Regions from separate parts of the Homo sapiens genome. Here region 1 is linked to region 2. A link is a loop called in an ENCODE intact Hi-C map of the cell type or tissue named here. Cell type or tissue: IMR-90. All regions are shown on one strand. Each heading gives the region's core, and the rest is flanking DNA. Links, peaks and the distances in the headings are about the cores only.

Region 1 (14,627 bases), core at 4,916-12,915, 95 kb before region 2:
TTCTAATAGTATTTTCTTTAGGAATGGAATTCAAAAGGAAGCAGTAAGAGCAGAAATATCACAAGAGGGTAAATGAAAAGGGAACTGCACTAACAAAAGGAGTCAGGCACTGACTTTTCTCCTGATGTGACCAAAACCCCAAGTACTGAGAACTGGTATATTCAGCATTTCACTTTATTTTTTTCTCCAGGACATTATATTAGTTTCCTGCAATAAAATATTTTTAAAATGTCAGTTTGTCTAAACTGCTGGCCTGTAAACTATTTCTAATCAAAACCTGAAATTGTGTCACAACATGGCTGTATTATGATTCCATGTCAGAGGAAGGATATATACGTGTATCTGGTGGTGGCTTCCCGTTGTTGCTGTCAGATGTTTGTTTGGGAATGCATTCAGAAGAGCCTATCAAGGACTTGAGTACCAAACAAGCATTTCCACAAAAAAGCAGTTAAGAAAGACTACACTTTTCCTCACATATGACCTTAGGTTTAGACAATTCTAGGAAAATGGTGGTACATTAACTCACCAGTCTTGACCATTTTCCCTGATCCTGTACAGGGAGCTGCTGCAGTTACAAAAGTTAGGTAGGATCTTGGTAGGTGTATTCTTCCACATTTGAACATCAGAAGTACTGATCACATAAACAGCGAACCCCACAACTCTATGATTGTTCTTTAGAAGACAGTGCCACTGAAGGCTTTTAAAAGCTTAACTCACTTTACTTTTTAGTAATCTTACTGGTTAGAATTGATACTCCCTCCTTGAAATTCTCACCTTTGTAAATTTTTGCAACATCACTTTATGATTCCTCTCCTCTTTTTCTTTAGCCACGGCTCAGGCTTCTTTCCTAATTCCTCTGGGAAATGCTGATATTCCCAGGGTTCTGTCACTGGCCCTCTGCTCATTCTATACCTTTCCCATCATGGACAAGCTCACTCAGATCTACAACTTTGCCTCAGTTATTCCAAGTCTGCAACTCCAACCTCAGAGCTCCATCTCCAGCCATAAAAATTTATCCAATTACCTACTGAAAATATCCCACATGGACATTTCAGTAAACTCAGCAATGCAGAGAAAACTGTTAGTCGTGACTGCTGACCTGCTGCTCTCCTCTATACACCTGAAAACTGCCTACTCCCTCGTGTCCAGGTTAAATGCTAGGGCACAAGCCAGAAACCTGAGAATCATCTGAGATTTCTCCCTATCCCCTATCTTTTTACATTCAACAATCACTAAATCATATTAACTGTACCTCTTTTCTGCATCTGCTTTATATTTCCACTGTGACACGTTTATTTTATGTTTATATTTCCTAGTTAAACATGGGCTCTTAAGTAGTGGCTTTTATAGGGAAAAAACAACTATTAATGTTATTTCTTAAATTAAAAAAAGTTTAAGTAAAATAAATGAAAAAGGCATCATGCCAAGAAAAAGACCAACATTTTTAAATGAATAACTGAGCTCCTTAACCTTAGTGATTTCACCATGGATGGGTGAAAACCTCACAACAGACTGACACTAGTCTGAGGACAGCACAAGGAAACTATAGCTCTGATAAATGCAAATGTTTCTTTTGTTTCCCTGTCTCTTTATGTGGTTATCTTCCAGCTGCTCTCCATATGAGGGGTCAGCAAACTACAGGCCATGGAGCAAATCCAGTCTGCCTTATAGTTTTGTAAATAAAGTTTTACCGGAGCTCAGTCATGTGTATTTGCTTGCCTTTTTATGACTGTTTTCATACTTCAATGGTAGGGTTGAGTAGGAATGACAGACCACATGAAAAAGCCCTGTACAGAAAATGCTTGCCAATCCCTGCTTTATACCATAACCAGATTGCCCTAATACTCAAATCTAATCATGTGACTCCCCACTCCAATGTGTTCCTACAGTAAACATTGCTGTCTCCCTACCCAATAGCGATTCCCTGTTCTGTCTTGCTGGAGAAACACGAATCTATTTGGATATTTATCATGCCAATAGCCCTCCCCACTCCAAAAGAAGAAATGATTATTCTAAGCTCATCATAGTAATTACATTTGCTTCCCCAGTGCCTGGTTTAGGAATGAGCATGTGGTAGGACCCAGCCAATAAAATGTTACAGGAAGTCAACTGCACCCTTCTGAGTCTTCTCCCTAACTAAAAGAAACATGTAAAGAAAAGCCACCCTTTCAGCCTTCAGATATTGTCGGTGAGACCATGATGTTTGGAGCTGTTGCTAATTAGTCAGCCATGAAAACAGACATGAACAAAACATCGTGTTATCACTGAACCATCAAAATAACTCTGGTCCCTACTGTTTTAGCCATTGTTAGTTAGGTCACCTAGTATTTACAGCCCAATGCATTCCACCTGGTAAATTTCCCATGGCCTACAGGAAAAGTTCTACTCATTTCTTTTTTTCTTTTTCTTTTCTTTCTTTTTTTTTTTTGAGACAGAGTCTTGCTCTGTCACTCAGGCTGCAGTGCAGTGGTGCGATCTTGGCTCACTGCAGCCTCTGCCTCCAAGGTTCAAGTGATTCTCCTGCCTCAGCCTCCTGAGTAGCTGGGACCATAGGCACGCTCCACCATGTCCAGCTAATTTTTCATGTGTATTTTTAGTAGAGACAGGTTTCACCATGTTGGCCAGGATGGTCTCAATCTCCTGACCTTGTGATCTGCCCTCCTTGGCCTCCCAAAATGCTGGGATTATAGGCATAAGCCACCATGCCCGGCCCGAGATCTACTCATTTCTATAGTATTAAAAAGTCTGGGCAGGGAGTGGTGGCTCACGTCTGTAATCCCAGCACTTGAGAGGCCAAGGTGGGTGGATCACTTGAGGTCAGGAGTTTGAGACCAGCCTGTCAAACATGCCGAAACCCTGTCTCTACTGAAAATACAAAAATCAGCTGGGCATGGTGGCTGGCGCCTGTAATCCCAGCTACCTGGGAGGCTGAGGCACGAGAATCACTTGAACTCAGGAGGCGGAGGTTGCAGTGAGCCAAGAGAACGCCACTGCACTCCAGCCTGGGTGACAGAGTGAGACTCTGTCTCAAAAAAAAGTCTGTCATGAGCTTGCCTTAGGTATTCACTTCATTCCCAACCATTCACATCTCATATGTTTTGCACTGGCAAAACTGAACTGCTCATAAACCCTGCAAAGTTCACTCAAGCATCTTACTTTTGCACTCGCTGCTCCTTCTGTGAAACACACAATCTTCTGCCCACATCATCCTTCTGCCTCTTTACCTAGAAAAGTTCTACTCACTCTTCATGCCTACCTTAAATCTTACTCACTTTTTTACAGCTTTCATTCCTCACCACATAAAGTGTCTGGCACATATTTAACATAATAAATGATCACTATACGGTTCCAGAGGGCATCTAACACAGTAGTAGGCACTGAATAAATAATTCATCAAATAATTAAAGTGACAATGATAATAACAAGCTCCTGGGTTTTGTTGGTTTGTTTTTTTTCTTTTTTGAGACAGGGTCTCACTCTGTTACCCAGACACGAGTGCAGTGGCATGATCATAGCTCACTGTAGCCTCAAACACCCAGGCTCAAGCAATCCTCCCACCTCAGCCTCCCAAGTAGCTGGAAGTACAGGCACCTGGCACCATGCCCAGCTAATGTTTTATTGTTTTTTTAAAAATTTAGTAGAGATGAGGTCTTGTCATGTTGCCCGGGCTGGTCTCGAACTTCTGGGCTCAAGTGATCCTCCCATCTCAGCCTCCCAAAGTGGTGAGATTACAGGCATGCACCACTGTGCTGGCCCCAACAGTATTTTTAAATGTCTGTATTCTGTAACATTAGAAAAAAAATGCTTAGTACTAAAAGACATTTGATAATTATTTGTGAAGTGGACAAATGAATAAATGATTTCCTTGAAAATTCTGTTGAAAAAAACACAGAAATTAAATAGAGAAAGCTCTATTCTATTATGAGCACCTCAAAGACCAAAACTATGTCTATTTCATGTTTGTCTCCCATAACGTGCAAAACCTAACTTAGAGAAGTTCTTTGATTAATATGTACTAAATTAAAGGTGTCCTCTTACAGTTCAGATTGTCCAATGCATTAGGCATAACATCTTGGAAGCACAGAAGCATTTTTTGTTATTGTGAAACATTTTTATACTTTCATTATAATTTGTTGAGCCTAGAGTTGGGCTATTTGAATATTTATTATGATAATCTTTTGGCTAATGGTAACTGCATATCTTGTTCTAACAAAATTACTGTTAACATAGCAATTAACCAGCAGGTAGAAAAACACATCTTGTTCTAATGAAGTAAATATACCTCATTCGATTTCAAATTGGGGGAAAGTCAATAATAGCGACACCTTGTTGGTTTATAAGTATGTAACATGACCTGTTCTTCTCAACAAGGAATTGCTTTTCTGACTTCTGCACTCAGAAGGTATCTTTGAAAAATAATTTCCCATTAGTATTAGTGCACATTGGGTATGTTTGGCAGGGTTTTGTTTGTGTTTTTGTTTTTGTTTTTTTCTGAGACAGGGTCTCACTCTGTCATCCAGGTTGTGATCATGATCACAGCTCACTACAGCCTTGACTCCCAGGCTCAAGCGATCCTCCCATCTCAGTCTCCCAAGTAGCTGGGATTACAGGTGTGCACCAAAACACCCAGCTAATTTTGTATTTGCTTTTGTAGAGATGTGGTCTCACTATGTCACCCAGGCTGGTCTGGAACTTCTGGACACAAGCGATCCTCCCACCTAGGCCTCCCAACTTGCTGGGACTACAGGTGTGGGCAGCACACCTGGCCATTTCACAGTTCTTATTGCTATTTGTTTATGGTGCCAGAAAGGTATTGCTGAGTTTCCAGTTTTGAAACTAATTTCTTTTAGTGACACAAATCACTATGTAATATAGTTAGCCTTTGAACAACACGGATTTGAACTGCAGGGGTCTACTTATGAGCAGATTTTCTCCCACTTCTACCACCTGAGACAGCGAAGACCAATCTTCCTCTTCCTCCTTCTCCTTAGCCTGCTCAACTTGAAGACTATGATGAAGAGTTATATAATGATCCACTTGCATTTAATGAACAGTAAGCGTATTTTTTCTGCCTTATGATTTTCTTAACAGTTTATTTTCCTAGCTTCCTTTATTGTAAGAATACAGCATATTAATACATATACCATACCAAACATATCTTAATTGACTATTTATGTTATCAATAAGGCTGCTGGTCAACAGTTAGCTATTAGTAGTTACGTTCTTGGGGGAGTCAAAAGTTATACACAGATGTTTGACTGCAGAGGGAATCAAGCATCCCTAAATTCCACATTGTTAAGGGTCAATTGTGATTGATATTCATTTACTAAACATAAGTCATTTATTTTAAAAATTAAATAGAAGTTCCAATTTCATAATAAGTCTAATTCATTATAATGTGACTATAAAGAAAACATACAACTTACTAACTCAAAAATATCTTTTTCTTGGCCGGGCGCGGTGGCTCACGCCTGTAATCCCAGCACTTTGGGAGGTCGAGGCAGATGGATCACGAGGTCAGGAGATCGAGACCATCCTGGCTAACATGGTGAAACCCCGTCTCTACTAAAAATACAAAAAATTAGCCAGGCGGGGTGGCGGGCGCCTGTAGTCCCAGCTACTCTGCAGGCTGAGGCAAGAGAATGGCATGAACCCCAGGGGGTGGAGCCTGCAGTGAGCCGAGATCGTGCCACTGCACTCCAGCCTGGGCAACAGCGAGACTCTGTCTCAAAAAAAAAAAAAAATCTTTTTCTTATTTATACAAAAATATCACATAGGATTTTAGGGACTATAATTAATTTTTTTTCAGACCAGATTGTTTGAAAAAATAAATGACCTATAATTAACTTTTTAAATAATTGTGACATCTAACCTACCAAGAAATCTAACCTATCAACAAAGAAATAAAGATTTTTTAAAACTGCTCTTTCATGATCAAAACTTCCTGACTCTTACTTCTTTTTTACCTATGGTAGGACCACCAAAAATAATTCACTATCAGAAGTCTTACCTGGATTGTTATTTTGAGGAAGACTTTCAGGTGTCTGTTTTTCCTTATATTCAGGAACTAGTTGCTGAATGCTATGGATAAAAATGTAATAAATGAAATTACTATTTTAAAACAAATGAAAAATACCAAATATATTAAATTTTTAGAGTATTTCAAACAATATCAGAGTTAATATCAGAACTTTAATTATCCCATATACTTCAATTTGTGAGTTCTACCAACTTCTCTTTAAGCTTCTGAAGAAGAAAAAAAGATGAAGTACTCATGAATTGAAGGGAGTATAGTTCAGTAAATTAACTCACATTAGCTTGGCATAATGGAAAGCATCCTAGCTCTATTACCAGCAGCTATTTATTCTCTGACAAGTTGCTTCTCTTAGGCTCAATGTATTCTTCTAAAAAGCACGGATTTTACTGCCTTATTTCACTAGGTTGTTAAAGATTTAACAAGAAAACGTTTTGTAAATGCTCAGAGAAACAGTGAAGCAATGAAATAATTTGTTCTTGAGCTTTATTGCGGAAATGGTTTTGGAATCACAAATAAAACCCAATGTGTATTTTTTCCAGAGGTTCTAATATTCAAATGTTGCAGTTTTCCAAAACTGTTATTAAGTTCTAGTTTTATTAGTTCTATTCTTTGTGGCTTATAATTTGGGGCATCACAGCTAGTTCATAGTTTGTAACTAAATTTACTTATAAATATATTATTTCATCAAACTAGATAGCAACACTGTCCACTATTACTGAGCTCATCAATCACGCCAAGGGGAGAAAGCTAATAGATGTCAAGACCTAGCTTGGACTACTGTTCCATACAGACTCAAACTCTGAATCGGCAGATCTTTGTTAGAAGGATGCTCAATCCCCATGTTCATCTCCAACTGACATGGAAAACAAAATTCTACTTTTTTTTTTCAGTTCCATGAAAGACATGCAAGTTGACATTCTCTCATTTCTGAGATACATACTGACAATATATTTGCACACAACATCCCACGTGTTACTCAGCTCCATTGATCACCTTACTGCATATTTTTGTAGTGAAAAATCACAATTTTAATATTAGGTGATACCCAGTTTGCTTTGACTCACACTGTCTTTGGAACTAGTCAGCAAATAGTCAAATGAACTTCTAGTGACTGCGCAAAATATGGACCACTTCAAAAATCTGTGCATCATCCTTATGCAGGCAGGGGCCATGCTAATTTCTCTCCATTTTGTTCCAATTTTAGTATATGTTTGCTGCTGAAGCAAGTTTTGTTTGTTTGTTTGTTTTAGACTGAGTCTCGCTCTGTCACCCAGGCTGGAGTGCAGTGGCGCGATCTCGGCTCACTGCAAGCTCCGCCTCCCGGGTTCATGCCATTCTCCTGCCTTAGCCTCCTGAGTAGCTGGGACTACAGGCACCCACCACCACGCCCGGCTATTTTTTTTTGTATTTTTTAGTAGTGACGGGGTTTCACCGTGTTAGCCAGGATGCTCTCAATCACCTGACCTCGTGATCCGCCCACCTTAGCCTCCCAAATTGCTGGGATTACAGGCATGAGCCACTGCACCCTGCCAAAGCTCTCATTTTATACATGGATATTCATGAGTCATGGATGAGACTTAGCTCTGTTAAATCCAACTAACATGCTTGAGACTCAGAATTCTGGTGATGGCTTCCTGCCACAAATCTGGGAAAGGATAATATGGGACATTCCACGATCTAAGAAAAGGGTCCTCAGCATACAGATCTGGTAGCAATGAGAAAAGGAAACTCATCTCTTTCTGCAACATTATTTGAACTGAACCCCGAGGGCCTAAAGGATAATTTGTCATGAAGGTTTTAGCTAAGTCTAGGCTGAGACAAAAGCATAACATGCGGGGTTTCACCATGTCGGTCAGGCTGGTCTCGAACTTCTGACCTCGTGATCTGCCCTCCTCGGCCTCCCAAAGTGCTGGGATTACAGGCATGAGCCACCGAGCCCGGCCAACATGAAGTTCTTAAGGATGGAAGGAACCTGAGCGACAGTAGAATATGTCTGCTGTATAATAGGTATTCAGTTTATGTTTTTTTTTTTTTTTTTTTGAGACGGAGTCTCGTTCTGTCGCCCAGGCGGGAGTGCTGTGGCGCGATCTCCGCTCACTGCAAGCTCCGCCTTCTGGGTTCACGCCATTCTCCTGCCTCAGCCTCCCGAGTAGCTGGGACTACAGGCGCCCGCCACTGCGCCCGGCTAATTTTTTGTATTTTTAGTAGAGACGGGGTTTCACCGTGGTCTCGATCTCCTGACCTCGTGATCCGCCCGCCTCGGCCTCCCAAAGTGCTGGTATTACAGGCGTGAGCCACCGCGCCCGGCCCTTATGTTTGATGAATAAATTGAGAAAATGGATAAACACAGTTGGGAAGTGCAATATTTTTAAAGAAAACTCCTGTAAAGTAGACCAACACTTTTGCAATAGTAATAATCCTTTATATTTGATCCCGTCTCACTAAGAGGCCTGGGCCCCTGACCCCTCTGACGTTTCCCCATCCCGGGTGCCGTGGGGCCTGCGGGCACCAGAAAGCCAGTGTCCCCGACAGGACGGCGCGCCCGCATCCTTCGCCTGGCCATTACCTCTTCTTCCTATCCCTCTTGTCCACGCCAGTGTCTCCAGGAACCAAGACGTGCTCCACCCCAGGGACGTCGCCCGACCGGGCAGCTCTGTGGAGCTCGCCAAGATCTTCCAGGCGGACATCGTGCTGGGGCTGGTCTAAGGCGCCCTCACCGTGCTTGCTCTCGCTGCCGACGCTGTTTTTCCACCAGCTGTAGGAGAAGCCCGAGGACCACTGGTCCCCCGGGTAGCCCAAGTACCACTGGTCCTCCTGGCTCCTGACGCTACCGGTTTTCCTCGTGGCGTAGACTGCCGGCTTCGGAGACCCCTCAGCCCCTCCCCGCTTTTCTCCACCCCAGGAGACCATCAGTAGCGAGCTACTGCCTCGGCCACAACCTCCCAGCAGGATAGCCCGCGGTTTCCAATCTGCGAAAGGAGGACCGCTAAGCCAGAAATGCCAAGCCAAGCGATCACTGCCACGCCAAGCCAAGCGACCACTGCCAAGCCAAGCAGCCACTGCAAAGCCTCGCGGGTAAGGCCAAGCCAATCCGTTACAGACTAGTGCGCCTGCCCACCTGTGACGTCACGGAACCTGTGACTTCACTGCAACTGCAGCTCCAGCCTCCCAGAAAAAGACTCCTTGGCCTGCACGTCGCGCTGCAGCTCCAGCCTCCCAGAAAAAGACTCCTTGGCCTGCAGGTGGCGCTGCAGCTCCAGCCTCCCAGAAAAAGACTTCTTGGCCTGCAGGTGGCGCTGCAGCTCCAGCGCCAACCTGGGCTGGCTGGTCCTCCCTCGGAGGTTTCGGGGTGGCGGCGCCCAGCCTGCCTGTCATGAGTGCCGCTTCACAGCGCCGCCGGCGCACCTGCTCCTAGGCTTGCTCGGTTCAGGGGTATGGGCCAGTTCCGCCCCCGGCTTGGCCACTGCAGCGAAGTTGCCCTAGGGTCCGCGCTGCCAGGACGCAAGCGGAGTCTGATGGCTGGGTCAGAGCGGCCTGTCAGCCCGGCTGGAAGGGCCTGCCCGACGCCGCTGCCCGCCCAGCTGCTACTCGGCCTGCGCCTGGAGCCAGGGACCAGCTCTGGGCATTCTGCTGCCTTAGGATGGGGCCGAGCAGCCGCTCCCCGCCCTGTGCCGCAGCCGCTGCGCGCATCTGCCCAGGGTCCGTGCAGCTGGCGACCCGGGCAGGTCGGGGAATGCCTGGTGCCACCGGGATTGCTCGCCTCTAGTCCGTCCTGACCCTTCAGCCCGCGAGCACCAGTGAGATTGAAGAAAAGTGACGGCCGGGCGCGGTGGCTCACACCTGTAATCCCAGCACTTTGGGAGGTTGAGGCGGGCAGATCACTTGAGGTCAGGAGTTTGAGGCCAGCCTGGCCAACATGGTGAAACCCTGTCTCTACTAAAAATACAAAAATTAGTTGGGCGTGGTGGTGCGCGCCTGTAGTCCCAGCTACTCCAGAGGCTGAGACAGGAGAATCGCTTGAACCCGGGAGGTGGATGTTGCAGTGAGCTGATATCGTGCCACCAAACTCCAGCCTGGGCGACAGAGCAAGACTCCGTCTCAAAAAAAGAAAGAAGGCAGGAGAGAACGAAGGAAAGAGAAGAAAAGAAGGAAGAAAGGAAGGAAGGAAGGAAGGAAGGGTGACAAAGAAGAATCTAGAGAGCACTCAAATACTAATTCTTGAGGACAATTAAGACAGATCGCATTATGAAAAACAGATTTTGTCACTGAAGCCTCAGGGCTTCAGCCTAGATCCTGCGCTGCTCACCCACAGAAAGCCAACCACTGAGATGAGTATTGCAAAGGAAGAAGGCTTTAATCAGATGCTGCAGCCGAGGAGATGGGAGCTCAGTCTCAAATCCCTCTCTCTGACCAACTAAAATTAGGGATTTTTAGTATAGCAAAGAAGAAATGTAACTATGTTTAAGAAAACATGAACTAGGAAGGGGTAAGGAAGCAATCATTTACAAAATATCTGTGGCCGGGCGCAGTGGCTCCCACCTGTAATCCCAGCACTTTGGGAGGCAGAGGCGGGTAGATCATGAGGTCAAGAGATCAAGACCATCCTGGCTAACATGGTGACCCCTTGTTCTCTACTAAAAATACAAAAATTAGTTGGGCGTGGTGGCACGTGCCTGTAGTCCCAGCTACTCGGGAGGCTGAGACAAAAGAATCGCTTGAACCCGGGAGGCGGAGGTTGCAGTGAGTCAAGATCGTGCCACTGTACTCCAGCCTGGCGACAGGGCTAGACTCCATCTCAAAAAAAAAAAAAAACCAGAAAAAGAAAAAAAGTATCTTCACCCTGCCTCCTCAATCTTGGCATAATTCCCCCTGCGAGTGGTTTCTGGGGTCTCAGTTGGCATTTAGTCACACATTGCACATATCGTGTGCACATCTGCACAGCTCAGCAGTGTCCTGGGTAGGCCTTGAAGGGTGATCTTCACGTAAGCCTGTGGCCTGAGCAAGAAAGCTGCACACGGGCAGCGGAGGAACCAGCAGGAGCCCAGTCCTCTGTGGAAAATTCCAGCACCACCCGCAAGAGCAGCTGCAGTGGAGACTGTGACCCGACAAGGATATATGCATGAAGATGCTGGTCTGAAAACAGACTCAGTTTAAGGGTGGCACTTTGAAAAAATATTGATAAATGTCAGTGAGAAAAAAATAATTAGAAACAAAATATATTTATTAGAAATATTACAGTCATTTATCATACACTTTCCTATGAATAGTTAAATACATCTAATTAGCATGTCATATCCAAAAGTGCTGGGTACAATCTAGTGTGCTCTTTATAGACACGAGGCCACAGATGTATCAACTACACTCAACTAATGTAGTTAAAGTTAGTGTGCTAAAAAAAAAAATTAGTGTGCTATTCAGGATGCTACAGATTTAGCAAAATTCTAACCTGGATCAGAGGAGTGAAATGCCCCGTGAATTGAGGCAACTGTAGATATTCGAAATGCTTCTAAAAAGGCTGTGAGGTTATGTCCTTTACTGCATGTCATTGGTAGGTCATCTCAAAATGGCACTCGAGCTTTGGAAGGGTGAGAACTATTGCTAGATTTGGTAGGGGGTCTGCATCTATGGGCCCGAGTCCTCCATCTCCACAAGCTGCCCCTCAGTGGGGAAGAGGAGGGGGAGGCTAAGGGAGTCTCCGTAACGTTTGTGGGCAGCAGGGAAGAGAACATGGCAGAGATTCCTCACCGCTGGATGGCTTGTCCCCTGGGGATGTGTGTTTTTATCTAACACCCACCTGCATCTACTTGGGTTGGTCTCTACAAAAGCTGTAAAACAAAAACTGAATGAAAAAGGAAAATAAAAGACTAATATTTTTGAAATGAGAAGGGGCTAGGACAAGAGAAGCTCCTGAGAATGTTATCCCCGCAGGGCGGGGGCCATGGGTTACCATCAGACAAGGAAAATTCAATCCATGTTCAATGCAGAGAACAGCGACTTCTCACCTTGAAAAACTCTCCAACTCTACTGGGGCTTGCATTTTGCAGCTGTCTTTCATGTAAAAATGATACATTAAAAAAAGGATCTTCAGAACAACTGAAGAATTTTAAATGACTACTGGCTGAGGGAAGATGGAAAGAAATGTGGCTGTTGTGGTCTTTGAAATCCTCAGGACAGAAACTGGGAATGGCACACTCTGCTGAGTATAGAAAAAATAAGATGCTGACCTTGTTTTCCTGCCAACTTTCCACCTTCACCTGGTGCTCTGAGCTCTGTTAAAAACAGACCTAAAAACCCTACCCCTTGGCCTAGCTGGGTTGGGGACTGCCTCCCCCAGGTCCTGCACCTCCACACGCCAGCGGATGGCTTGGGGGAGCCCTACTAGCTGCTGTGCTAGAAGGCCTATTCCTGGACTCCTGAGGCCATCAGTCACAGTTCCAGGACCCCAGCAGAACCTTCCCTTCCCCAAAACACCACCTGTATTTCTTTTTTTTGTGTGTGTGTGTGACAGGGTCTTGCTCTTTGGCCCAGGCCAGAGTGCAGTGGCACAAACACAGCTTACTGCAGCCTCAAACTCCTGGGCTCAAGTGATGCTCCCACCTCAGCCTCCCAAGCAGCTGAGATTACAGGTGCCTATCATTGTACCCAGCTAATTAAAAAACAAAATTTTGGGCCAGGCGCGGTGGCTTACCCCTGTAGTCCCAGCACTTTGGGAGGTTGAGGCAGGCTTATCACTTGAGGTCAGGAGTTCAAGACCAGCCTGGCCAACATGGTGAAACTGTTTCTACTAAAAATACAAAAATATGCCAGGCATGGTGGCATGTGCCTATAATCCCAGCTACTTAGGAGGCTAAGGCAGGAGAATCTCTTGAACCTGGGAGGCGGAAGTTGTAATAAGCCAAGATCACACTACTCTAGCCTGGGTGACAGAGAAGTGAGACGCTCTCTCAAAAAAAAAAAAAAAAAAAAATTTTTTTATAGAGTCAGAGGTCTTGCCATGTTGCCCAGGCTGGTCTCAAACTCCTGGGCTCAAGCAATCCTCCCACCTCAGCCTCCCAAAGTGCTGGGATTATAGGCATGAGCCACCATGCCTGACCACCATGTGTATTTCTATGGACAGGACATGGCATTCCTCTTCTACATGCACACCACTGGCAAATAAAAAAAAAAAAAATGGTAGTCGGGGAAACTCCTGGAGTTGTAAAAATAAATTGTACATGGCCTTTCATGTTTCTTTCCTTCTTTTTAACCTAAAGAGAGCAGGATACAGACAAAAATGGGGGAGTTTGGCCACAGTCATTGGCAACTTGGGCTCCCAGTGGAGAGGGGCTGGTATGGCCCCAGCGGGGAGGGAGGGACACCGCAACGCCATTGCTCAGAGCTGGTTCTAGATGATTTACACGTAATCACTCAAAATAGAGCCAATCACAGGCCAGGTGTGGTGGCTCACTCCTGAGTGAGCTGAAATCGCGCCACTGGCACTCCAGCCTGGGCGACAGAGCAAGACTCTGTCTCAAAAAAAAAAACAAACAAACAACAACAAAAAAAACACAAAAAAACAGCCGGGCTCAGTGGCTCATGCCTGTAATCCCAGCACTTTGGGAGGCTGAGGCAGGCAGATCACCTTGCCATCAGGAGTTCGAGACCAGCCGGGCCAACATGGTGAAACCCCCTCTTTACTAAAAATACAAAAACATTAGCTGGGTGTGGTGATGGGCACCTGTAATCCCAGCCACATGGGAGGCTGAGGCAGGAGAATCGCTTAAACACGGGCGGCGGAGGTTGCAGTGAGCTGAGACGGTGCTATTGCCCTCCAGCCTGGGCAATAAGGATGAAACTCCATCTCAAAATAAATAAGTAAAAATAAAAAACAGAACCAATCACAGAAAACACCCACTCCCACTCCGGGTATCCCAAGACAGCAACTGCCTCCCCACATAAAACCCTGGACTAATTCCAGCTTAAATCTAACAACCAACAGCTCAACTCAACTACTTGGGATATTACTTTCCCCCACTTTAATGGTGGGCAAAGAAGAAGTACAGGGTTAATAAAAAAAAAATGCTTCAAACAAGTGCCTGAATCAGCAGAAGTAGTAACTTTCAGGTTGAATTGGTTCTATGTGTCGAGTTTCATTTAAATACAAAGGCATGGGTGATGTAATGACCATCGCCCAACAGCTGCTCAGGAGCTCCCGCAGGCTGCCTGCCTTGTGGCTGCCAGGGGAAGGTGTCCACCCCTCAGTGGTTCTCCAAGCAGCTGTGCTTCAGTCGCCTAAAGAACTTACAAAACATGTGAACTGCATCTCTGGTCCCATTCCAGACATTCTGAAGTTAACCAACTAGGGCAGCCAAGAGTGTTTTCAAAAGGGTCCACTGTAGGTTCTGATGCAGAGCTGCAGCTGGGATGCACTAACAGGGGGGCGGAGTTCTTGTCTCAAGGTGGCTTGAGAATCAGGGATCTGCTGACCCGTGCAGCCCAGTTGCCACCTCTGCAAAGGTCTGGCTTGGAGGAAGGGACTGAGCTCCTACCTCTCCAGGAATGGTAAGGGGCTGGACCTGCAGCCTCTAGAACCTGGCTCTGAACCAGTGGC
Region 2 (16,796 bases), core at 5,469-13,468:
TCTGCATCAAGGGCCAAATTAAATGCTGGAGACCCCTGTCCATCATGCCGTCATGGGTGCTAAGGTGAGGTCTGTTCAGAAACTGCTTAAGAATCCTCAGGAGAACAGCCCCCCTCCACCTGGGAGAGGGGCTCAGTATCAGAGCATCTGTGGCAAGACAGCTGGAAAAGGGACCTTAAAGAATCTATACCTCCAACTTCCGCCCCTCCCCTCTCCATGGTAGCTGGAGAACACATGCTGAGCGGCTGTGACCCATTAGAGCCATCAGAGCAACACAGAGGGCAGCACAGGCACACACAGTGACACTCAGGCTGACACGGATGTGCACACATGGAGTTAAGCCAATTCCAGTGGAGTCTGCACGTGCTGCGCTGCCACACTGCTCACCTCCAAGAGGGGACAATGCAAGAACTTGTGGTATAGGCAAAATGAAACACATTCGAATCACAGACATTCTATTTAGAAACCAACAGCATTAATTAGGCACAGATATTAAGTGTGTTTAATTATCTCTTTTAAAGACGTTTTCCATGGATGTTTATTGGTGTTATATGACAGACACAGTAAGAATCAGATAAGTCACCCTAAAAGTAATGGCATTTGCTGTTTCAGAACAAGAGGAACAAATGCCACAAACACAGAGGTCTTTCCCTGATGCTGCTTGAGAAGCCTGTGCCATGCACTGCTCACGAACCATGTCTTTCATTAGAAAGCTTGTATGCGGCACAATATATCATTACATTGAGCTGCCTGTGTTTTTTCTGTTTTTGCCAGGTCCCAGGACTCAACTTTTCAGGAAAAAGATGTGACGGGTTCATTTCAGTGAGAGTTTTCATTTCAAAGCCTTTTTCTCAATTGGTAGTTTTCAAAACTGGGAGGAGCCAGAGCTGAAAAAGTTATTATCTTTTCATCTATTACATTATATGTGTCCAATGAAACAGATCACTTTTAGGTCCCTAAAAACACACTGGCTTGTTCACATTTCTGGAAGAGAAAGAGCAGGCTCCCAAGCCACAACTAAGATATGGAGATGCCACTGTGTCAAAGAGGTTCAAGGCATTGCACCAGAATAACTCTAAGGCTGGCACTGGAGTTTCTTACTCTCCCACCAGGGAAAGGTCAGCTAACCAACCAGTCCAGAGAACAGCAGAGCTTAAAGAGACCTCAAAAACGACCCCCTCTTCCCACCTCTTTTAACAGAGGCAAGAGGCAGGGCTGAGAATGAGATGTTACTGGTTGGCTGCAAACATGACACTGGGAATGAGATATTGCTGGTTGACTGCAAAGATGAGGCTACCGCCTTCCTTCCCCACATACCTTAACATCAGTTATTCTGACTCTGAAATAAAAATATCTGTGAAAGTGTAACAGGACCGAAGATCATGGATGAGTTAGATAATATCCCACTGTTTAGTTACTGAGTTCCAGCAATGAATGCTGGTTTGCATTTCTGCCCAGGTGCTTCATCTCGTGCTTATCAGCCTGGCTGCAACCAACCCTGTGAGTGCCCACGGACGCAAACAGAGCTTAAGAACCAGGTAATCTCATGTCTGGATCCAGGTGCTTTTTGGGTGATCTTACCTTCTCTCAGTTGTCCTTGAGGACCTCGTCAGAGAATGCTCTGCAAGTTCTTTGGCTGTGGCTGAACCAAGAATGACTTTTGAGTTCTCACTAGATGACTGTCAAAGTCAAACTGAGTTTCAATCAAGAACTCATTCAGTCAAGATGGAAACACTAGGTGGCTTCCGGAGCTTTGAGGGTGTGAGTTGGTTTCAAGTCTTGCTCATGGGGTAGGTGCTGGAAGTGGCTGAACCACCAGCAACTAACTGCCATATAGTCAACTCTTTACAAGGGGCAGCTTGCCAGAGAAGTGCAAAATCAGACAAGAAACCAGCATCTCCGGCACTTGTCTGACTTCCTGCCAAATGCACTGACAGACAGAAACGTTCTGATGCCTGATTTCAGTACCATGACATGTTCTCATTGGTGTCCATTCTAAAATTTTGAAATGTTTTTTGAGAAGGGATTAAACTGTTAGATTGGGAGGTAGGTTTGCAAATCACTGGAAAATCAAAAAAGAAACATTCTGTGCTTAAAAAAAAACGTGACGTTAAGATTGAAGATGCAGGATGCAGCATAGGGAGTCCTAAACTGGCAGGACGTATGCGGAGATTTCCTAGAATATCAGGGTTCACGCTGCATGGTCTGGCCTGTGTCTCAGAATATACATAAGAAACATGGCATCTCATAGAAGAACCTGGCCTGTGTCTCAGAGTATACGTAAGAAACACAGCATCTCATACAAGAACCTATTCAGGGCCACCATAGAAACTCAGGACTTGTCTTTTACCATTTATCATTAAAATAACGTACATGTGAAGCAACACAAGTTCTGACTCGGATTTTCTTCCAATGACAGACAATAGGGAAGCAAGACAGAGGCAAACGAAACAAAAGCAGACACAGAGGCCACCCAGAACGGCCTCACTACTGTTTCAGTAGGGAACACTGTGAAACCTAGTTTTCCTATTCTCCCTCTACCTCCACTTAAAATTCACATCCTTTGGTGTCCAGAGGGAGAGCTCTGTCTATAAAGTAATGACCTTGTCTGGCGCATGTGTAGTCCTAGTTAGTCAGAAGGCTGAGGCAGAAGAATCTCCTGGGCTCAGTAGTTCGAGTCCAGCCTGGGCAACATAGTGAGACCCCCATCTCTAAAAATAAATAACTAAATAAAATAATGATCTCGATATTGATTTTTCAACAGTGAATTGTGGAGCTAGCTATATCTGATCTTCATCCTTCCCCAAAGGCCATTTTATGTAAAAGTTATAAACAAAGAAATAAGGAATTACTTGGAGCAGAATTGACAGGAGAATCACAGCTGAATTCTGAAAAATCTCCTCTTTCCAATGTCATGAAATTCATGATAACCAAACATCAGATCAAAAGGCTCAGGAGCTAGCCACTGATCTTGGAAACATGTAAACACTAGGGCCACCTGATCAACATTCAAAACCCAGGAAATTTGATCTAAAAAGACTATGTTTGATATTTGAGAGACACCTAAAAATTCAAAATCATTTCCTAATATCCAAGAATCTCAAAGTTAAGGACACTGATTCCTCATTGGGTAAATATAATATTAGCTAAAGCAAAAAATGCTGTTTATAAATTTGTCTGTAAACCATCTAAATTTCAGATAATAATTAACATTGCATTCACTTTGGGAATACCTTCCTCTTAAATGTCACTGTTAGTAGAGCTCCCTGGGCTGATACACTGTGTGCTTCTCCCCATCAAGAGCAGAAGGGAATGTCACACATCAGCCAAATGCATGTTTTCTACTCTCATCCTTTTTTAATAAAATAGGTTATGTCAAGGCCTTTTGACGTAGCTCATGGGTGTTCTCAATAAGCAGGCACATCCTTGGGCCCAGAGGAATGTGTCCTTCTCCGGCGGCTCCTCCCCTTGGGAGTGATTCCAGCTTCTCCCACTGCATGGGAGTGACCTGTACAAGGTGGTGGATTCGTATTTATTAGTGTGCACTCCCCTGCATTAATAAATACTAAGATTCAGGGAGCATTCTAGACAGGACTTCTATTCTTTAAGCCTAGCAGGATACTTGGCTAGAACTGGCCCTTCATATGTAAGTGAGGAGCTTAGCAGCCTCTTATGCTGCAGCATGGCAGGGACTGGGTACTGTACAGAATGTTCCTAGTGGTAAGGTGGTGCTAGTAATTCAGGGTGATCTCAGAAAGGAAATAGCAGAACCTGGCACAGACATGAAGAGTCCCATCCCCACCAGGGAGCCCCATACATAGTGATTGAGAAGCAAGCACGGCCCTGGTGCCCACCAGACTCACGGAGGGGCGGCTCTGCTGGTGACCACCCTGCCGTGGCCCTGCACATCCCCCAGCTCCTTCTGCAACCGGGCATTCTTCTCCTCCTCCTCCAGCAGTTTCCTCTTCACGGTGCGCAGCTCCTGCTGGGCCTCACACTTGATGTCATTGGCCACCACCACTGCGGTCTGCAGATCCGCCTGGAACCGCCTCCATTCCTCGGTCTCCTCCTGAAAATGTCAGAGCCCATCCTTATGTCAGACGCCTGCCAGGGCCAGTGCCTGGGCAGGGACCCCAGAGTCCCCGTGTTGGTCACCAAGAAAAAAATGCCATCAGTGCTTGGTGAGGCCCTGCTTACACGGTGGCTCACTGCTAGGAAAAGGCACTGGTGGAATTACACCTTCAGGTTATGAGAATTCTCCATCCTGACACCAAATGACTCCTTTGATTTTACTTCCTGCCAACAAGAATTTACAGTTCCAGGGCCCACCATGCCGTGGAAACGTTCCAAGAGAAAGCAGGATAGAGAGAGTGATCCACACCTCGGAGCGGGTAATTCATAGGAAGATGGTGGTGAAGGCTCCCACCCGCATCTCACCTTCATCTGCTTGGTCAGAGTCTTCAGCTGCCTCTCCAGGTCTGACTTCTGTTCCTCCAGCTTGATCACACTACCTAGAAATAAATAATTCAGACAGGGCTTAGAAAAGCTGTGAGACTCTTAAGAGAAGACACGCTAGGTAGCAAAGAAAGGGGCAGCTCCAGATGCCACAACAGGCATCCAAATCCATCCATTCTACTCTAAATGCAACTTTTAGCAATTTCAATTTACCCTGTAAACCAGGGAATGGACACAAGAGCCTCCTCTGAGATAAAGAACAGGATGATCTGGAAAATATGTGATGTGTATTGAGGTTACAGTCTCAGCAGACAGAATGCACAACCAAATAGCAGCACTACGGGAAGAGGCCTCCATGGCCATGCACACTTGCATACCGAGTCCGGCCTCCCTCGCACTCACACACAATCGTCCTAAGTGTCCTTTATTGCTGTGAGATAGAGGCTTTCACATAACAGAGCACATGAATGCTTATTCCTCCTGTGATTTGTAAAGCACTTTCTAGAGTCATGGGTCTCAATCACAGTTAAGCCTCTAAATCACTGGTGAAGCTTTTCAAAAGCACCGATGTTCTAGTCCCACACTCCAGACACCTGGAGGCAGAATCTCCAAGGGCAGACAGAACCCGGGGATGTGTGCATTTAACATCTTCCCAGGTGGTTGCCTGCCTCTCCCTACTTAAGGACACCTGCAGCCCCTTGTTCTCCTTGCCTCCAATTCTCTCCATCTGGCTATCAGAGTCATTCAAATTTAAATCTGATGGTGTCAGTCACTGAGCTGAAATTCCTCAATAGGTCCTCATGCTCTAACCTAGAGCATTAGCTTTCTATGAAGGATGCAAATCAGAATCACCAGAGTAGGCTAAAAAGATGCTGTGGGCAGGTCCTACCCCAGCAGTTCTAGTTCTAGTGGGACTGAGAGTTTGTGTCTGGAATCAATGCTGCACAGTAGAAAACACTCCCTAACTTCCTTTTATTTTCCAGTCCATTCCTTTCCCATCAGGATCTTATAGGAAGAAGTGATTGGTCTAGGCTGGATTTATGTGTCCCTAGGTCTCTGTGCAAAAACATATCTTAACAATACCTCAATATCCTTTTAAAAAGTTTAAAAGTTTTTCAAAAGATGGCTTGCATTGTTGTCAGTCTTGGATATATGATGATATAACCACAGGCATGTGTCTAAATTTTGCTGTGGACATTAATTATACACTGGTTTTCTTAGTGTGTCTGTGCTGACTTTTAAGGATTTAGGGACAATACAACCCTATTTTCAACAGCAAAATATCACAAAAACAAAAACAAAACAGAACTTGTCTTGACTTTTCTTCTCAATCATGGTGCTGGGTTTGGAAGGATACACTGATGATGATGGCGTCCAGGTTTTCAGTTGTATCCTGAGAACAGCCTGGATGGCACTGACACTGAACGCTGAGGTTCTGCAGTTCTACTACATGTCATGTTCAAGGAGAAATGGGGCAGGTGCTGTCAACTGTCACTCTAACCAACTAGTCAATGTCTGAAATACATAGTCAATTCTAATAATCATGGTAGTTGCAGAGAGTTGCCATGCACACCAAATCAGCAAACACCGAACTATTGTCTCTAGGAAAAATACAGGTTAGGTTCCTGCAAGCCTCTGGTCACAACATTCTCATCAACTAAAATGCCATTTGCATTATATAGACGTATCTGCCAATGTCTCTATAAACAAGCCAGGCTCATCAACCATGGAAACCCACTCTTTCCTTTTTTCCTCTTCCTGAATAACACTTAGCAAGTATTTTTAAATTCTTCTTCAGCCTCCTGATCTGCAGAACCTCCCCTGCCTGCAAGGTTAACCTTTCTCACACTTTATGGCCTTTTGAAACTTGGGAGCCAACCAGCACTAGCCAAGAAGGGGTTAACATTTTCCTGACCCTGGGTGATGTGAACAAATATTGCTTTGGTTTTCAGCCACACAACAATATTGCCCACAGCTTTTTAAAACTGGCTGTCATCTCACAAATCCATGAATTTGGCTGCTTTAGCACATCGCTTTAGCATGTCTCAGGGCAGCCTTATATACATATTGTCAAACTTCTCCCTTTCTCTGATGCACCGTATTGGGCTTTTTTGTTTGGTTTGGTTTTTTTATTTTTTTAGAGATGCAGTCTTGCTCTATTGCCCAGGCTGGAGTGCAGTGGCACAATCTTGGTTCACTGCAGTCTCAGCCTTTCAGGCTCAAGGGATCCTCCCACCTCAGCCTCCAGAGAAGCTGGGACTAAAGGCATGCGCCACCACACGTGGCTAGTTTTTATTTTATTTTATTTTTTTGTCAAGACAGGGTCTCACTATGTTGCCCAGGCTGGTCTCGAACTCCTGGGCTCAATCGATCCTCCTGCCTCAGTCTCCCAAAGTGCTGAGATTACAGGGATGAGGTCACTGCACTTAGCCTGATGCGCTTTGTTGATTCAATAACACCGAACTCACGCACAACGGGACAAGAGCTTGCGTCTGCATGAAGCTTCCCTAATACACGTGTTTTCTCTGTAGGTGCGTCTCAACCTCACTGTGCTTGGGGACAGTGGACAGCACTGCACTCAGGGCCATTTTAAATAGCAAAGTCACCAAAAACAAAAGCACAAAAATGTTAAAAGCATGGTATTAAGCAGACTGTAAAAAAGACACATGTACAGTATGAGAAGGCCAAGTGTCTCTGTCTGACCCGAGTTGGGAACATAAGCACTGGATGACACAACCTTTTCACTTCTCTGTGCATGTCTGAAAATGACTGTGGAAGTGCTCTGTGTATTGGTTTTGGGGTTAAAATACGTTTTATCAAGCAGATGAATTCACCAATGTGAAATCTGTGAATAAGGAGGATCGACTGCATGGGGTAAGGAACTTCTCAGGCAACTGACCAAGCTATTCTTAGTAATGGCTGGTGTGACTAAATGCTTTGTGCATTAAATCTTTTGTTACAAAAGAAAACACATTAGATGTGATAATTTGGTAAGGCTTATTTGGACAAAGAAGGTAATGTTTAATCTCTTTTAAAAATTTCTTTCCCAATTCAAAGCAAACTATGAGTTCATAAATAAGCCATATGCTGATGTCTCTTCAGCAACTAAGTGGCAAACATCTAGAAGTTACTTGATATCCTACCACCAATGGGACACATGCGGGAATTGTTTTCTCCCTTAGACCAAGAGCACACATTGTTCATCCACTCTGATACCTATCATCCATCTCTGTCAGATACAAGAGATAACACAGTGTCAGTACTTGATGACTGGCAAGCAATTTCTTCTGAATAACCTTCTCCTACCCTGCAAAATATCCTTAGGAAGGGTCCCTGTGAACTCTCACAGTCACAGCTAAAGTATCCTAACATGTGGCCTTCAAGCTGATCAGGCTGCCTGGAGACAGCAGCAGTAGCATGGCTCACACAAAACACATCCAGCACAGCCAAAAAACATTTGCAGCTCAATACGGTGGCTCACACCTGTAATCCCAGTGCTTTGAGAGGCCAGGAGGATCACCTGAGCCCAGGAGTTTGAGGCTGCAGTGAGCTACAACTGCACCACTGCACTCCAGCCAGGGTGATAGAGCAAGACTTCTTAAAAAAAACAAAATGAAAAGCATTTCTATTTTTCGCAATCACCTACACACTGCTGACTCATGTTCAACAGCCTGTTCTTCTGTCATCCCAGTTTTCAACTGCTATGATCATTGATCTCTTAATCTCTAGTTTTTAAACTGGAGATTAATGATTGTTTCTTAGGTGACATTCTTCCTAGGAGATTACAGCGCACTCAAATGAGAGACTTCATAAACCCCAGCCAACATACAGTCAAACCCACCCCCCCTCGTCACCCACTGCTGCTGGTTTCTTTAGTGTCCTACTCAGCTCCATTCCACATTTCTCCTGGGCTTGACCTCATTTGCTTTCTTTTGCAGTGGCGCAATCTCGGCTCACTGCAACCTCCGCCTCCTGCGTTCAAGTGATTCTCCTGCCTCAGCCTCCTGAGTAGCTGGGATTACAGGCGCCCACCACCACGCCCGGCTAATTTTGTATTTTTAGTAGAGACAGGGTTTCACCATGTTGGTCAGGCTGGGTCTCGAACTTCTGACCTCAGGTGATCCTCCTGCCTCAGCCTCCCAAAGTGCTGGGATTATAGGTGTGAGCCACCATGCCTGGCAGACCCCACTTACTTTCTAGCTCACTGATGAGTTGATTATTGTGTAACTTGACAGCCCGGTGCTGTTCCACCTGATCTTCCAATTCAAATATGGTTTCTTTCATGTCTTTGATCTCTGCATCACTCTCTGATGCTTTTTCTTGCAGCTTTAGGCTGGTTCTGCTCAGCTGTTCGGCTTGGTGATCACATATCTCCTTCAGGTATGAATAATCCTTTTCCACCTAAAATAAAAGGAAGGTTCCTTGGTCAGTTAACAACAAAAAAATTCCCACAGTGATCTGTACACTAGAAGGCCAAGCCCCACCATGATGCAATATACCCATGTAACAAACCTGAACATGAACCTCTTCAATCTAAAATAAAACATTACGAAAAGCTCCCCACAAGTCAGCAGCAGGCTCACGGACATAGTAGCAAAGACGCCCTTGGCATGTGCTGTTTCTTGCATTCTTAGCCTCAGAAACAGCCAAGGCTGTGAATAGTCAGAGAAACACGATGTATGCTTCCAAATGGCTGGATTCTGTGCCCCCTCCTACAAGCAGGAGGGAATCTGCACGTACTTAAATATTCCTCTTTCCCACAGCTGGGGAGAGCAGTGCTTCCCTGGGAGAGCAGTGCTTCCCTGGGAGGCACTGGCCCTGCACCAAGAGAGCTGCCTGGTGTGGCCACCCCCACCGCACATCTGCTATGGAGCAGCGCCCTCTGCTGCTGAGCTGTGAACAACAACCCTGAAGCCAGGCTAATCTGCACACCCCCAGGTTCCCTTAGAGATAAGATACTTGGGGCTGCAATGCTTCTTTAGAGGAAACTCTAAAGATTCTCTATCACATTCATGCTCTATCACAGCAAAAATGTGATAGAGAATGTCGGCGGAAGGCACACAAAAACGTACATACACAGAAGCAGAAAAGTGGCACGGCACAATCGCTTCATCTGTTCAATTTTTTAATTGTTAAACATTTTAAATACACAGAAAAGCACCAAAAATAATAATCATGCACCAAACAGACTTAACAATGGTTAAATGTTGTCACATTTGCAAAATCTTTTTACTTTAATAAGAATTTTTTAAAACCTCAATCTTCCCTCCTACCTCAGAGAGTAATAAGCATTATCCTAAAATTGGTATGTGGTCAATCCTTGAATGGTTTTTCACTTTTACTATATATGCATGTGTCCATGACAATACATAGTATTGTCCTTTTACACAATGCTACACTATATTGTGCTTTTGCAGTGGATTATACTGTATCTGTATTATTCTGCATTTATAACATGGTAATATGCTTTGTCCTCTACAATACTATGCTTACTATGCTCCTGCATTTTAACTGTGTTTTTGAAATGTATCCACACTGATACACATCATGCTAAGTCATTACTTTAATTGGTGCATAGTATTCCACTGTTTGACTATATTATTTTATTATTACAAAAATGCTGCAATAAACATCATTGTCCCTTTTCTACAGTCCTTTAATTAACATTACTAAATAGCTGTATATTTACCAGGTAATCTGGCGCTGGGGGTGGGGTTTCTTTGTATGAAATGAAATTTTTTTCCAATTACATTTCATGTGCAAAACCTTCTGGCTATAAGCTCTATGGGAATAGGGACCTTGTCTGTTTAATTCACCATTGCACCCCTAGTATCTACACAGCATCACACACAGGAGGCATTTAATGAATATTTGATGAATGATTGAATGAACACTGGGAGGCAGCACTGCAGGATCATTCACTGGGAAATTGTGACAAAGGATAAGGAAAGGAGGAGAGACCTGGAGACAGAACAACATGGCCAAAAAGGATCCTCCAGCAATGGCTTCCCTGCAGGAACACCAAATGGAACTGCTATCCACGTAAGAAAGCATCTTCATAAGAACCAAAAATCAGATGAACGATCACAGTGCCTGGTTTTAACACATCATATCAAGGAAAGATGCACCGGAGAGGGGAGGAAAGACCGTCTTGACTCTCCAACATCCCCTCTCCCTCATCCCTTGGCAGCAACCACATGGTAGAGAGACAGCATCTGTGCACCCCGGGGGAGGGAAAGCACAATGATTGTGAGATTGCATTGGAATTTGGTGCTGTCCCATCACAGCAGAAAGCAACACAGGACAGAATTCAGCCAGCACCCATAAAAGGAGCATTTAGACCAGCCCTAGCCAGAGGGGAATCTTCCATTCCAGTGAGAATCTGAGTTCTGGCAAGCCCTACCTCTGTGGGCTAAAGCACTTTGGAGTCCTAAGTAAATCTGAAAGAGGCTAGGCCACAAGGGCTGCAATTTCTGGGCAAGTCCTGGTGCTGTGCTGGGCTCAGACAGTGGACTTGGAGTGCACATGACCCAGTGAGACACCACCTGGAGCAGCCAAGGGAGTGCTTGCACCACTCTTCCCCCAACCCCAGGCAGCACAGCTCACAGCTCTGGGCGGAGAGGGAAGAGTAAAGAGGACTTTGTCTTGCAACTTGGATACCAGCTCAGCCACAGTAAAATAAAGCACTAAGCAGATTCCTGAAGCCCCCATTCCGGGTCCTAGCTCCCAGATAACATTTCTAGACATAGCCTGGACCAGAAGGAAACCCACTGTCATGAAAGGAAGGACCCAGTCCTGGCAGCATTCATCACCTGCTGACCAAAGAGTCCTTGGGCTTTGATTAAACATCAGTGGTACCCACACAGTACTCATCATGGGCCACACACTGTACCGGCTTCAGGTGTGACCCAGTGCATTCCCAGCTGTGGTGGCCACAGGGAGAGATCCCTTCTGCTTGAGGAAAGCAGAGGGAAGAGTAAAGGGGACTTCATCTTGCAACTTGGGCACAGCTCAGCCACAGTAAAATAAAGCACCAAGCAGGCTCCTAAAGTCCCCCATCTAGGCCTTAGTTCCTGGACAGCATTTCTAGACCCACCGTGGACCTGAAGGGAGAGATCCAGACCTGCTGACTAAAGAGAACTTGGGCCCTGAATAAACATCAGTGGTGCTGCCACAGGCTTGGGGTGGCGGTGGCCACTGGCAGAGATCCCTTTGGCTTGAGAAAAGGAGAGGGAAGGGTAAAGGGCTTTGTCTTCCAACTTGGATACCAGCTCAGCCACAATAAAATAAAGAACCAAGCAGACTGCTAAAGCTGCTGACTCCAGGCCCCAGCTCCCAAGTAGCATTTCTAGACCCACTCTGGGCTAGAAGGGAACCCATCACCCTGAAGGGAAAGATACAAGCCTGGCTAGATTCCCCATCTGCTAATTAAACGGCCCTTGGGCCTTGAATAAACATCAGCAGTAGCCAGGCAATAGTCACCACAAGTTTTGACTGAGACCCAGTGCTGGGCTGGCTTCAGGTCTGACCCAGCACAGTCCCAGTAGTGGTAGCCACAGAAGTGCATCACCCCTGCTCCAACTCCAGGCAGCTCAGCATGAAGAGAGAGACTCTGTGTGTTTAGGGGAAAGTAAGGAAAAGGAACAAGAGACTCTGCCTCATAAACCGGGAAATTCTCCTAGATCTTATCTAGGATCACCAAGGTGATACCTCAATGAGTCTGCAAGAATCACAGCATTACTGGGCTTGTGGTGCCCCCTAATGCGGACACAGCTGCAGTGACCAAAGGCTTAGATCCTAACACTCAATTCCCTTTGAATATCTGGAAAGTCTTCTCAAGAAAGACAAGTACAAACAAGCCCAGACTGTGAAGACTGAATAAATACCGGACTCTTCCATGCCCAGACATCTATGAACATCCACAAGCATCAAGACCATCCAGTAAAACATGACCTCATCAAATGAAGTAAATAAGACACCAGTGACCAATCCCAGAGTGACAGAGATGTGATCTTTCAGACAGAAAATTCAAAATAGCTGTTTTGAGGAAGCTCAATGAAATTCAAGATAACACAGCGAAAGAATTTAGAATCCTTTCGATATATTTAATAAAGAGATTGAAATAATTTTTTTTTTTTTTTGAGACAAAGTCTTGCTCTGTCGCCCAGGCTGGAGTGCAGTGGTACTTTCTCGGCTCACTGCAACCTCTGCCTCCCAGGTTCAAGCGATTCTCCTGCCTCAGCCTCCTGAGTAGCTGGGATTACAGGCAGGCGCTACCACGCCCGGCTAATTTTTGTATTTTTAGTAGAGACGGGTTTCACCATGTTGGTCAGGCTGGTCTCAAACTCCTGACCTCGTGATCTGCCCACTCCGGCCTCCCAAAGTGCTGGGATTACAGGCATGAGCCACCGCACCCGGCCGAGATTGAAATAATTTTTTAAAAATAAAGCAGAAATTATGGAGCTAAAAGTTTATGACATACTGAAGAATGCATCAGAGTCTCAACAGCAGAACTGACCAAACAGAAGAAAAATTAGTGAGCTTGAAGACAGGCTAATTGAAAATATACAGAGGAGACAAAATTTAAAAAAAATAAAGCACACATACAAGATCTACAAAACAGTCTAAAAAAAGCGCAAATCTAGTAAGTTATTGGCTTTAAAGAGGAGGTAGAGAGAGAGATTGGGGTAGAAAGTTTATTCAAAGGGATAACAACAGAGAACTTCCCAAATCTAGAGAAAAATATTAATACTCAAGTACAATAGGTTATAGAACACCAAGCAGACTTTGCCCAAGTAAGACATTTTAATAAACAAATTCCCAAAAGGCAAAGATAATGAAAAGATCCTAGAAGCAGCAAGAAAAAAGAAACAAAGGAGCAGACTTCTCAGTGGAAACCTTACAGGCCAGGGAGAGAGAGGCATGCCATATTTAAAGTACTGAAGGAAAAAATGTCAAACATGACAGAGAAATAGAGACTTTCCCAGACAAACAAAACCTAAGAAATTTCATCAACAGCAGACAAGAAATGCAAATGGGAGTTCTTTGATCTGAAAGAAAAGGACATTAACAAACAAAAAGAAATCATCTGAACATACAAAACTCATTGGTAACAGCAAGTACACAGACAAATACAGAATATTTTAACACTAATTGTGATGTGTCAACTACTCGTATCTTAAACAGAAAGACTAAAAGATGAATCTATCAAGAGAAATAACTACAACTTTTCAAGACATGGTATAATAAGCTGTAAATAGAAACAACAGACAACAACAAAAAGTTAATAAGACAGAAAATCAACAAAGAAATATCAGACTTAATCTGCACTATAAAACAAAACAAATGGAACTAACAGACCTTTACAGAACATTTCATCTAATGGCTGCAGAATACACACTCTTTTCCTCAGCACATGATTCTTCTCAAGGAGAGACCACATGTTAGGCCACAAAATAATTCCTGAAACTTTTTTTTTTCGAGACACAATCTCGCTCTGTCTCCCAGGCTGGAGTGTGGTGGTGCGATCTCGCTTCACTTGCAACCTCCGCCTCCTGGGTTCAAGCAATTTTCCTGTCTCAGTCTCCCAAGTAGCTGGGACTACAGGTGCATGCCACCACACCCAGCTAATTTTGTATTTTTAGTAGAGACAGGGTTTCTCCATGTTGGCCAGGCTGGTCTCAAACTCCTGACCTCAGGTGATGTGCCCGCCTCGGCCTCCCAAAGCGCTGGGATTACAGGCTTGAACCACCACGCCTGGCCCTGTAACTCCTAAAACTTAAAAAAAAAAAAAAAAACTGAAATCATATCAGGTATCTTCTCTGACCACCATGGAATAAAACTAGAAATCACAAAGAGGAACTTTGGAAATTATACGAATACATGGAAATTAAGTAATACACTCCTGAATGACCAGTGGGTCAATGAAGGAATTAAGAAGAAAAAATTAAAATGTCTTAAAACAAATGAAAATGGAAACACAACATACCAAAGCTTATGAGATACAGCAAAAGCAGTACTAAGAGGAAATCTTACAGCAATCAGCGCCTACATCAAAAACAGAGAAAAACTTCAAATAAACAAACAATGCATCTTAAATAACCAGAAAAGCAAGAGCAAATGAAACCCAAAATGAGAAGAAACAATAAAGATCAAAGCAGAAATAAATGAAATTTTAATGAAAAAAATACAAAAGATCAACAAACAAAAAGTTGGTTTTTGAAAAGATAAACAAAATTGACAAAACTTTGGCCAGACTATGAAAAAGAGAAGACCCAATTAAATAAAATCAAAGATAAAAAAGGAGATATTGCAACCAATACTACCGAAATTCAAAGGATCATTAGAGACTACTATGAGCAACTATATGCCAATAAATTGGAAAACCTAGAAGAAATGGATAAATTCCTAGACACATACAACCTAACAAGATTGAATCATGAAGAAATCCAAAACCTGAACAGACCGGTAACAAGTAACGAGATAAAAGCCAGAATAAAAAGTCCCCCAGCAAAGAAATGCCCAGGACCCAATGGTTTCACTGCTGAAATTTACCAAACATTTAAAGAAAAATACCAATCCTATTCAAACTATTCCAAGAAATAGAAGAGAAGGGAATGTTTCCAAACCAATTCTGAAAGCAGTATTATCCTGATAACAAAACCAGACAAAGAAAGATACATGAAAAAAAGAAAACTATAGGCCAATATCCCTGGTGAACATTGATGCAAAAATCCTCAACAAAATCCTAGCAAACCAAATTCAACAAAATATTTAAAAGATTATTCATCATGACCAAGTGGGATTTATCCTAGGGATGCAAAGGTGGTTTGACATATGCAATGTGGTATCAACCAAATGAAAGGTAAAAACCATATGGTCATTTCAACTGATGCTGAAAAAACATTTGAGAAAATGCAACATCCCTTCATGATAAAAACTGTCAATAAACTGGGTACAGAAGGAACATATCTCAACATAATAAAAGCCATATACAACAGACCCACACCTAGTATCATATGAATGGAGAAAAACTGAAAGCTTTTCCTCTAAGATCTGGAACAGGATAAGGATGCCCACTGTCACCACTGTTATTCACACACAGTACTGGAAGTCCCAGCTAAAGCAATCAGACAAGGGAAAGAAATAAAGGGCATCCAAATTGGAAAGGAAGAAGTCAAATTATCCTGGTTTGCAGATGATATGACTTGATATCTGGAAAAAACTAGCCTCCACAAAAAAAAAAAAAAAAAAAACTATTAAGAACTGATAAATTCAGTGAAGTTGCAGGATACAAAATCAACATGCAAAAATCAGTAGCATTTTTATATGCCAACAGTGAACAATCTGAAAAAGGAATCAAGAAAGTAATCCCATTTATAGTAGCTGTGAGTAGAATAAAGTAGGAATAAACTTAATCAAAGAAGTGAAAGATCTCTACAATGAAAACTATAAAATATTGACACCAGAAATGGAAGAAAACACACACACAAAAATAAAGACACTCTATGTGTAGAGACTGGATAAGTCAATATGTTAAAATGTCCACACTACCCAAAGCAATCTAAACAGTCAAAGCAATCCCTATCAAAATACCAATGACATTCTTTATAATTTTTTTTAAATCCTAAAAGTCATATGGAACCACAAAAGACCCAGAATAGCCAAAGCCATCCTGAGCAAAAAGAACAAAACTGGAAGAATCACATTATCTGACTTCAAATTATACTACAGAGCCATAGTAACCCAAACAGCATGGTACTGGCATAAAAACAGACACATAGAATAATGAAATAGAATAGAGAATCCAGGAATAAATCCATACATCTACATGAACTCATTTTCGACAAAGGTGCCAAGAACATATATTGAGGAAAAGACAGTCTCTTCAGTAAATGGTGCTAGGAAAACTGGATATCCATGAGCAGAAGAATGAAACTAGACACCCCCCCCATATACAAAAATCATATCAAAAGGATTAAAGACTTACATCTAAGACCTCAAACTATGAAAACTACTAAAAAACCAACAACATTGGGGAAACTCTCCAGGACATTGATCTGGGCAATGATTTCTTGAGTAATAGCCCAAAAGCACAGAATACCAAAACAAAAATGAACCTATGAGATCACATCAAGTTAAAAAGCTTCTGCACAGCAAAGGAAACAATCAACAAAGTGAAGAGACAGCCCACAGAATGGGAGAAAATACTTGCAAACTACCCATCCGATAAGGAATTAATAACCAGAATATATAAGGAGCTTAAACAATTCAATGGGGGAAAAAAATCTAGTAGTCTGATTAAACAGTGGGCAAAAGATCTTACTAGACATTCTTTAAAG

What was found. Hi-C counts contacts between places; a loop is a spot of excess contacts. Peaks named below come from ENCODE experiments on the same cell type or tissue, not always from the same donor. Only the 100,000 strongest peaks of a DNase experiment are listed, where the experiment ranks them.
Region 1: it touches region 2 in a loop (9-fold over the local background); 73 of 110 quality-filtered maps call a loop at or near these places.

Annotation. Positions count from the first base shown.
Region 1 is chr17:20,315,637-20,330,263 of GRCh38, reverse strand. It overlaps SPECC1 (sperm antigen with calponin homology and coiled-coil domains 1), which reads right to left. Exons shown (of 15, transcript NM_001243439.2): 15 at 11,238-14,627. It also overlaps the pseudogene CCDC144CP and the pseudogene RNU6-467P. Among named protein-coding and RNA genes, the nearest start is that of FAM106B, 94 kb to the left of the region's middle. RefSeq lists an enhancer at 14,526-14,627. In IMR-90, for the core only: a CTCF peak has its summit at 9,311 (motif pointing right); no DNase peak of the experiment used is centred there; H3K4me3 peaks cover 174 bases.
Region 2 is chr17:20,219,473-20,236,268 of GRCh38, reverse strand. It overlaps SPECC1 (sperm antigen with calponin homology and coiled-coil domains 1), which reads right to left. Exons shown (of 15, transcript NM_001243439.2): 5 at 8,649-8,856; 6 at 4,438-4,511; 7 at 3,864-4,069. Among named protein-coding and RNA genes, the nearest start is that of FAM106B, 190 kb to the left of the region's middle. RefSeq lists an enhancer at 3,944-4,444. In IMR-90, for the core only: CTCF peaks have their summits at 9,330 (motif pointing left), 10,351 and 12,224 (motif pointing left); DNase peaks (open chromatin) are centred at 8,088 and 9,228; H3K27ac peaks cover 897 bases.